3 separate regions of the Homo sapiens genome follow, and regions 1 and 2 are each linked to region 3. A link is a loop called in an ENCODE intact Hi-C map of the cell type or tissue named here. Cell type or tissue: PC-3. All regions are shown on one strand.

The links. A loop is a pair of places that touch in the nucleus more often than their neighbours do. Peaks named below come from ENCODE experiments on the same cell type or tissue, not always from the same donor. Only the 100,000 strongest peaks of a DNase experiment are listed, where the experiment ranks them.
Region 1: it touches region 3 in a loop (4-fold over the local background); 2 of 110 quality-filtered maps call a loop at or near these places.
Region 2: a loop joins it to region 3, with 7 times the contacts of the local background. A loop is called at or near these places in 52 of 110 quality-filtered maps.

The regions. Positions count from the first base shown.
Region 1 is chr13:101,575,524-101,578,023 of GRCh38, reverse strand. ITGBL1 (integrin subunit beta like 1) reads right to left here. Exons shown (of 11, transcript NM_004791.3): 4 at 2,478-2,500. Among named protein-coding and RNA genes, the nearest start is that of ITGBL1, 120 kb to the right of the region's middle. In PC-3, no CTCF peak of the experiment used is centred here; DNase peaks (open chromatin) are centred at 1,323 and 2,233; H3K27ac peaks cover 1,861 bases.
Region 2 is chr13:101,143,661-101,146,160 of GRCh38, reverse strand. NALCN (sodium leak channel, non-selective) reads left to right here. Exons shown (of 44, transcript NM_052867.4): 16 at 1,265-1,401. Among named protein-coding and RNA genes, the nearest start is that of LINC00411, 200 kb to the right of the region's middle. In PC-3, a CTCF peak has its summit at 1,154 (motif pointing left); a DNase peak (open chromatin) is centred at 1,140; H3K4me3 peaks cover 140 bases; H3K27ac peaks cover 548 bases.
Region 3 is chr13:101,756,441-101,758,940 of GRCh38, reverse strand. The region is part of intron 3 of FGF14 (fibroblast growth factor 14); the gene reads left to right. Among named protein-coding and RNA genes, the nearest start is that of FGF14, 160 kb to the left of the region's middle. In PC-3, a CTCF peak has its summit at 1,287 (motif pointing right); a DNase peak (open chromatin) is centred at 1,310.

The DNA.
Region 1 (2,500 bases), 180 kb after region 3:
CAGGGACCCAATGCCATGTTCTCTGTCTAAATAAGTTATAATTGGGATATTCAAAGAAAATCACTTGTTAACCTAAAAATCAATGACCATTTCCACAATGAATTTGAATTTTAAATTTGTTTACTTAAGCAAATGCAAAGGCTGTCAAGTGATTTAATCAGTACAGAATATATCATCTATATATCTTATTTATGAACTTAAAATGGTGTCTACTTGCACACACAAATCACATCCTAGTGATATATCACAGGCCTCAAGAACTCAAGGATTACACTGAAAAAAAAGCAATAGTGTATATTAATTGCTTTTCTTAGGAGTCAGGTTTGTACGACCCAATCACCTTTTTAGACTACGGAATTTATTTTCTCTGTAATTTCAGAAAATTTATACAGAAGGTGCAACATAAGTAAGGATTACTATATTAATAAATGATAGAAAATCTATATTTCTCACATCCAAATTCTTTGAATATTTATACAATTCAGTACTGAATTAGGGTTTTACTAAGAAACCTTTGAGTTAGAGGTAAATAAGGAAGCAAAAATTATGTAACAATACACGTCTATGCAGGTATGGAAAATTAAACAAATATCCACATAACTCAAATAAAAATATTGAACAAGACACATCTGAATAATTGAGATTAAAATGTGTGCTTTAGGACAATACATATTCCAGACAATAAACATAATTCTTTGCTTTGTGCAAACTGATAGAGCAAGAAAATGTCTATTTGTACTACTTCACTGATGAACTGTGGAATCATCTCTCAGCAGATTGGTTTCATGTGAATGACACATGGAAAGATTTACAATCCCAGGCAATGTCACCCCCAGAGGGTGTTTACTGCAGTGCTGGTGTCCTTGTTCAGAGACTTTGCACCATGAAATTGCTTAAGCCTCAAACAAATGGAAATAACAACTAGAAAGTTTGAAAGTTAAACATTTTCTGTTGTGTTGTTTCAAGTTACATTTTTCTATTGATACATGCAAATAGACTCTGCTTTTGTGGTGTTTATCAACACACACTGGCCCCAAAGCATGTTCCCGTCTTCTTCTTTTTTTTTTTTTCCATCTATAATAATTGGAAACTAAACATCAAGAGGACAAACACATATATTTGTGGATGGATTTGTCTAATTGATCTAATTATTTTGGACTGAGCCCTTTAAGAAAGAATTGTCTGAGCAGCATCTTGCTTAGGTCATTGGCTCGGAAAAATGAAAATAAGGTTTTTGTGTTTGTTTGTTTTATCCAGGTAGTTTGTACAGCCAGGAGATCAAGGAGGGAGGGCCAATCAGGCCTAAAATAAGTGTATTTGGATGACTCACAGGAATTGAAGCTACCGAAATGTAAACAAAAGAACAAGCTTGTCCTATGCTAGCCACAGTTTCTCAGGGTTCTCTGGTTCCACGTGGCCCCATTGGGCCCTAGTCCTTCCAGAAAAACAATACTTCTAAAACTACCATTTCTGCACGCAGGGCAGTCTTCCTTCAACTGGAATCCCATGAGATAGGAGTGAAATATAAGTTCAGAGCAGAGAAAAATTTACCTAAACCAAATGATTCTCTCTGCTTTCTACTTTTCTTTTCCTACACCAGTCAAGGTTGCAAATGGGAACTCTGGGCACAGGCTTGCAGGTTGAGCAGAAGAGATGAAAACTGCAAGTGGTGAGGAGAGACTCCTCTTGTGGAGCTCTGAGCTCTAAGGCACTGATGCAGTCGTGAGTGGTGAGGCATCAGGAACATAGACTTTGGCATCACACAGACACGAGCCCAAATTCTACTATTATTGGTGGACTGACCCTGGGTTCGTTACCTAATTTATCCACGTCCCAGGTTCCACATCTATCTATGTAGATAAACATAATTCTTAGCCTAGAGTGATGTTGTGAGACAAAACATAATGAATGTAAAGCACTTATTGCAGAATTTGTCACTAGCAAACATGCAAGAACTGCTACAACAGAAAAATGAATTGAGTAATGGTGGTACACAGAAAAGGTCATTGAAAATGTTATTTAAGTGTTTAGGGACAGAGAGGGGGAGGTAAACTCTAGGCTAATAACCCTATTGACCTTCATTGTCCCTGATAGGACATGAGACTCATGTTTTAGAAAGGGAAAAACAAAGAAATGAAAATGTACACTTAAGAGAGTAGGAGAAAGGAAAATAAAAGTGACTAAGGTGAGCAGAGGAGATGGTATTCTACTAGGACTACTTCAGAGCTATGCAGTTGGCCTGTTGCCATAATGACACAGCTCTCCTCTGGGGACAATTTGGCTTTGCATCTAAAAAGTACTAGTCTACTCTTAATGCCATAGTCTCACTCTCCTTATGTGAAATGTTTTCCAGATAAACATAGGTTTAAACTACATTAGCACACCTAGAGCAGAAACTTATGTAGAGATAAAAGAACAATGAAATAGGTGAAAAAAACAGGTACTTTTATTAATTTCTACAGAGCCAATATACATACCTCCACATATTTCTTCTGTTTCA
Region 2 (2,500 bases), 610 kb after region 3:
GAAAACCAGAAATCAGGATGTATAATCTCATCATGAGCTCACAACCAATAGGATAGTTGAGTCATCCATCATATTGAAATGGGAATGTTTCCCCAAAAAGAAGCCCTCCTGTTCTCCTTAGCCAATTTGTATTTCCACATATAGGAGGGATGCATTGCCATCTCTCTTCCTGTTTTAAAAGCTCTCTTGGCCTCTAATTCTTATCTTTCCATAATTCCTAAAACAAATTATAGAGTAAAACCATACCCAACAAGGAGGTAAATGAGTGGATGATTTTTGAAACCCACCCCCCAAATCCCTCCAAAAAGGCAGCCTGAATTACATGTACTCTTTGAAAGGCATCAGTGTTAAAAGATGCAGTTTGGGAAGCCGGGACAGAAGACAGGGCAGACGTGGGGAAGGGTGTTCCACTCTGCAGAAGGTCCTGGAGAAGGGGAGAGGTAAACAGAAGTAAAGAGGGACTCCAAGAGACGTCGGCACTGGGAGAGAAAAAGAGAGCATAGGAAAGTATAGCATGAATTCTGGAAGCCACAGTCCACCTTTGTAGTATCTTAGTTCAGCCTTGTTCCAGTTTATGATGTTAAACCTGAGCTTCCCTGAAACTCAATTTGTAGAAATATAAATATACACTCTTAAATAAATCCATTTGATTGTCATTCCTCACAAAGATATCATATGGCATTTAAGTTCGTCGTGTCCAAGCATGTTTGCAGCCAAATGGAAAACTCGCTGCATGGACCAAATGTGGTATTTGTGTTTTGAGCTTTTCTGTTTTAATCTGCTAGGCGACATAACCAATTTTCCTGCCATTGTCTCTCTTTACAAATGCTACTACTTAGTATGATTCTGTAGTTAATTTTTTTTAAATTTTTCATGGTTTTTAAAAATTTTTAATTCTAGCGTTAGGCATGTGTAAACAAATTTTATTGTTTAAATATGCAAGTAATAGTAAACCATTAAAAATGTCTGAGATGAAAAGAGACTTGTCTTTGGGAATAAAATGACATAAAGTTTTCCTTGAATTTTTTTCTGGTTTAGTTTTTTTGTTGTTAAGTTTTGTTTTTGTTTTTTCTGTTAACTCAAAAGTTTTAGCTCATAGAGCAATTTATGGCGGGCAAGAGAGGTATACTTGGTAGGCCTTTGCTGCCATCTACTGGCATTTCATGTAATTACTTATTGCTTCCATTCTAAAACTAATTTTGTGTAACGTATATAATAGTATTATAGGTTCCCCCTTTTTTTCTTCTTTCCAATTTTTCTTTAGTTAAAGCAAAGTGAAGCAAATGCGGACACCAAAGAAAAGCTCCCTTTACGCCTGCGAATCTTTGAAAAATTTCCAAACAGACCTCAAATGGTGAAAATCTCAAAGCTTCCTTCAGATTTTACAGTTCCTAAAATCAGGTACCAAAATACTTCTTTAATTGCATATTTCACATATATTGTAAAAGATTCATCATCTTAAATCTGATTTAACCCTTCTTTTAAGTATATGTGGGTTGGGTTTCTTTCTATTTTATTGTCATCTTTCTACTACCTCTACCTCTATTTAAAATAAATAAATAAATAAACAACTTTGACTCTTTTAAGCAATGTATTCACAGAAGAGTCACTTTATAACTGCAGTAGCCTAAGCAAGAAGGCTGCTTCCCATCGCTTCTCTCTGGGATGACTCCTCGGGAATGGGACATCCCAGGAAACTGGAGAAGCTGCTCAGTGTTGCAGGGATGGCAGGTAGACATCAATCTCAGACCCCAACCGTATGAGACTAAAATTGCCTCTGTGGCCCTTTTATTTTCAAGCAAACAGGGAAACCACAGCTGGCCCAGTTTGTGTACTACTACAGTGTTTATGGAGCCTACCATGTCAGGTTACCATATATAATTTGCCTTCCACTTTTTAAAAGAAGAACCGTGGCGTTTTTCCACTCATACTGATTTGATTTTCTACCACGTTTGCCCTCCAGTTAAGCAAATGCATAAAAGATGCTTTAAACACCTATTTTTAATAATAAAAGGAAATTCTTCTAGTTATAGCTCAAGAAATTACAAACAGAATTACAGTAATATGTTACTAGCTTTAAAAATAATTCTGTGGGGGGTTATAAAAGTATGAGACTATATATGGTGCCATAATATTTAAAATTCGGGTAGAAATATATTTGCATTTCTAATTTTAAAAAACAAAATTAATTGAATTTGGTAATTTGAAGAGACGTTACTTGAATTTTCGTTATGCTTTGAAGATCAGATGAACGCACTTGCTTTTGAGTCTTAAAATGTAAAATTCTCTCTTAGTCATTCTTATGATAAATGGACATTTAGAGAGAGCAACTAATTCTTCCAAGTCTTAGAGGGGGAAAAAAAGTGTTTTATTACCACAATAAGATTCAAAAAACTGGGCTGGGTGCGGTGGCTCACACCTGTAATCCCAGCACTTTGGGAGGCCGAACCGGGCAGATCACCTGAGGTCGGGAGTTCGAGACCAGCCTGACCAACATGGA
Region 3 (2,500 bases):
ACCAAACATCTGTTGAATCTTTAAGTCAGATTGTCTCAAAGCATGTTGGAAACAACACCTACATCAGAATCATCTAGGGTGCTTATTAGAGCAGATACCTCATCCCTCAACCCAGAACTGCTGATTTGAAATTCATGGGGCCCAGATACAAATGCACACTGAATTGTGAGGACTGCTGATCTATACTCAGTCACTACATATGTTCCTGTAGGATGTTACATCCTTTCATGGACTTTTTCGATTTGTTGCCAACCACATAGAGAACTAGAAAGTTAGGTCAAGAAATAAGAGAAAGTATTAGGTTTAGATTTCTGGGTGCCAAGCAAGCCCTGCAATTATTTAGTTATTGTGTCTTTATGGTTACTGTATCTTTATTGTTACTAGGTCCACATAGTTACCATGTTATGCTCTACAAGGGCAGAAGAGTAAAATATATTAAGCTACTAGCAAGTGCTCATCATACTCACACTGAAGGAATTTGCTAGCAAAAGCCATATTTGCATTCTAACTTGGTGCAGTGATTTACAAAGTGTGGTCCCTAGACAAACAGCATCAGCATCACCTGGGAACTTGTTAGAAATGCAAACTCGCTCCTACTCTGTCCCCAGACTTACATTTTAACTAGCTTTCTGGGTGATTCTGATGCATGCTAAAGTTAGAACTGCTGCTCTCAGCTTCCATTTCCTTGTCTGAATAAAACAATGATAATTGATCCTTCATAGTTTTTCTTTAGATTATTTTCTGTTGTCATTATAAAACTAAGATAATGTACAAAAAGGCACTTAGTTCAAGGTAAGTGTTCAATAAATAGTAAGCATATTATTGAGCTTATATTTAATTTACAAACACTGCTCTTATTTTCTAATTGTTTAACTTCAAGAGAATCCACAGGTTGCCTACAATATAAGCAGTCATGTTAGATGTTTTATATATATAAGTTCTAAATGGGATGCAGAAGTTCTAAAATTGTGATACTTAACCAGGAAAATGGCAGATTTTTATTCTTCCATTTTAGAAATTAGGACCAGGCTACTTACTTTTCTACTGTCATTTAAATCCACTTTAAGGTATTCACAATGACTTTAACATGACATTAATAAGCTTAGTGGGTCTTTGAATTTCTTAATCCCAGTTTCCTGGGGCTAAATACAATAATCTGTATCTCTTCATCTTTGACACGCTGATAAAAATCCCTGAACCTGGATTTGCATTTGGTTTTCAAAATCAATCATTTTGCTATTCAAAGGCAAGGCAATTGAGTGAGGTTTGAGATTGAAATACATATCAACCCCACTAGAGGGTGACCTTTATCTAAATCAGGGTGCATATAAAGTAAGGGCATCTTCTGTAGCCATCTCATAAAATTGGATTGTATAACTGTTTACTCAAGGTGAAGGAGAGGCTGAGAAGTGATTCTTACATGAATAATTAATAACTTTCAATTTCTAAATAATCTATTAGTCTTGTGGGAATATTTAAAACCAAGCTATTGCAAATTTCTCAGTTTGTATTTTAGGATAAAATTCCTTATTAATAAATTCAGCTCTGAATTTTAAAATTATCTGCTTCAATTCCAATTCAAAATATATTCCCCCCTTTTCTCCCAAAAGACACACACAACTAAACATATGAGAAAATAGAACCCCAAATTTGTTTCATAAAAACAAGCAAACAAAAGGCTATAGGACTTTGTTAAGTTTTATATGGTGATTTAGAAATAAGACAAACATATTCTCTAGATACCAAAGGAGAAAAAGAAAATCCAAATGTTCACATAGTAATTAGAGAGCTCAGTTTAGGTCAACCTTAAGAAATTAATGTTGAACACCATATTTGGTTTATCTTTTATAGTTCAGATTTAGAAAGTAAAACATTTGTGTTATAACTCCTCTGCTAAAATCTCTCGGTTTGATATCAGAGTTCAATGTTATTCTTAAAACCACCTCAATAAATATTTTTTTGTAGTACTTAAAATTTCAACTCAAAATTTGCAACACTATGAATACAAGTAATATTTATGTATTCTGAGCACTTTTTATACTAACTTAATTTTTTAAAATTTGATCTTTAATAATTATTGACAGAAAAAATCTGGGCTCAGGATAGTGCCAATTGTATGAAAATATGTAGATTCAACTGTTATTTGCTTCTTTTCTAGGACAGTTTTTTGTTTGTTTGTTTGTTTGTTTTTTGTTTTTTTGGTGGTGGAGGAAGGAGTCTTGCTCTGTCACCCAGGCTGGAGTGCAGTGGCACGATCTCAGCTCATGGCAACCTCCGCCTCCTGGATTCAAGCAGTTCTCCTGCCTCAGCCTCCCCAGTAGCTGGGATTACAGGCATGTGCCACCGCACCCGGCTAATTTTTGTATTTTTAGTAGAGACGGGGTTTCACCATGTTGGCCAGGATGATCTCAATCTCCTGACCTCGTGATCCGCCCACCTCAGCCTCCCAAAGTGCTGGGATTACAGGCGTGAGCCACCGTGCCTGGCTTTAAGACTATTT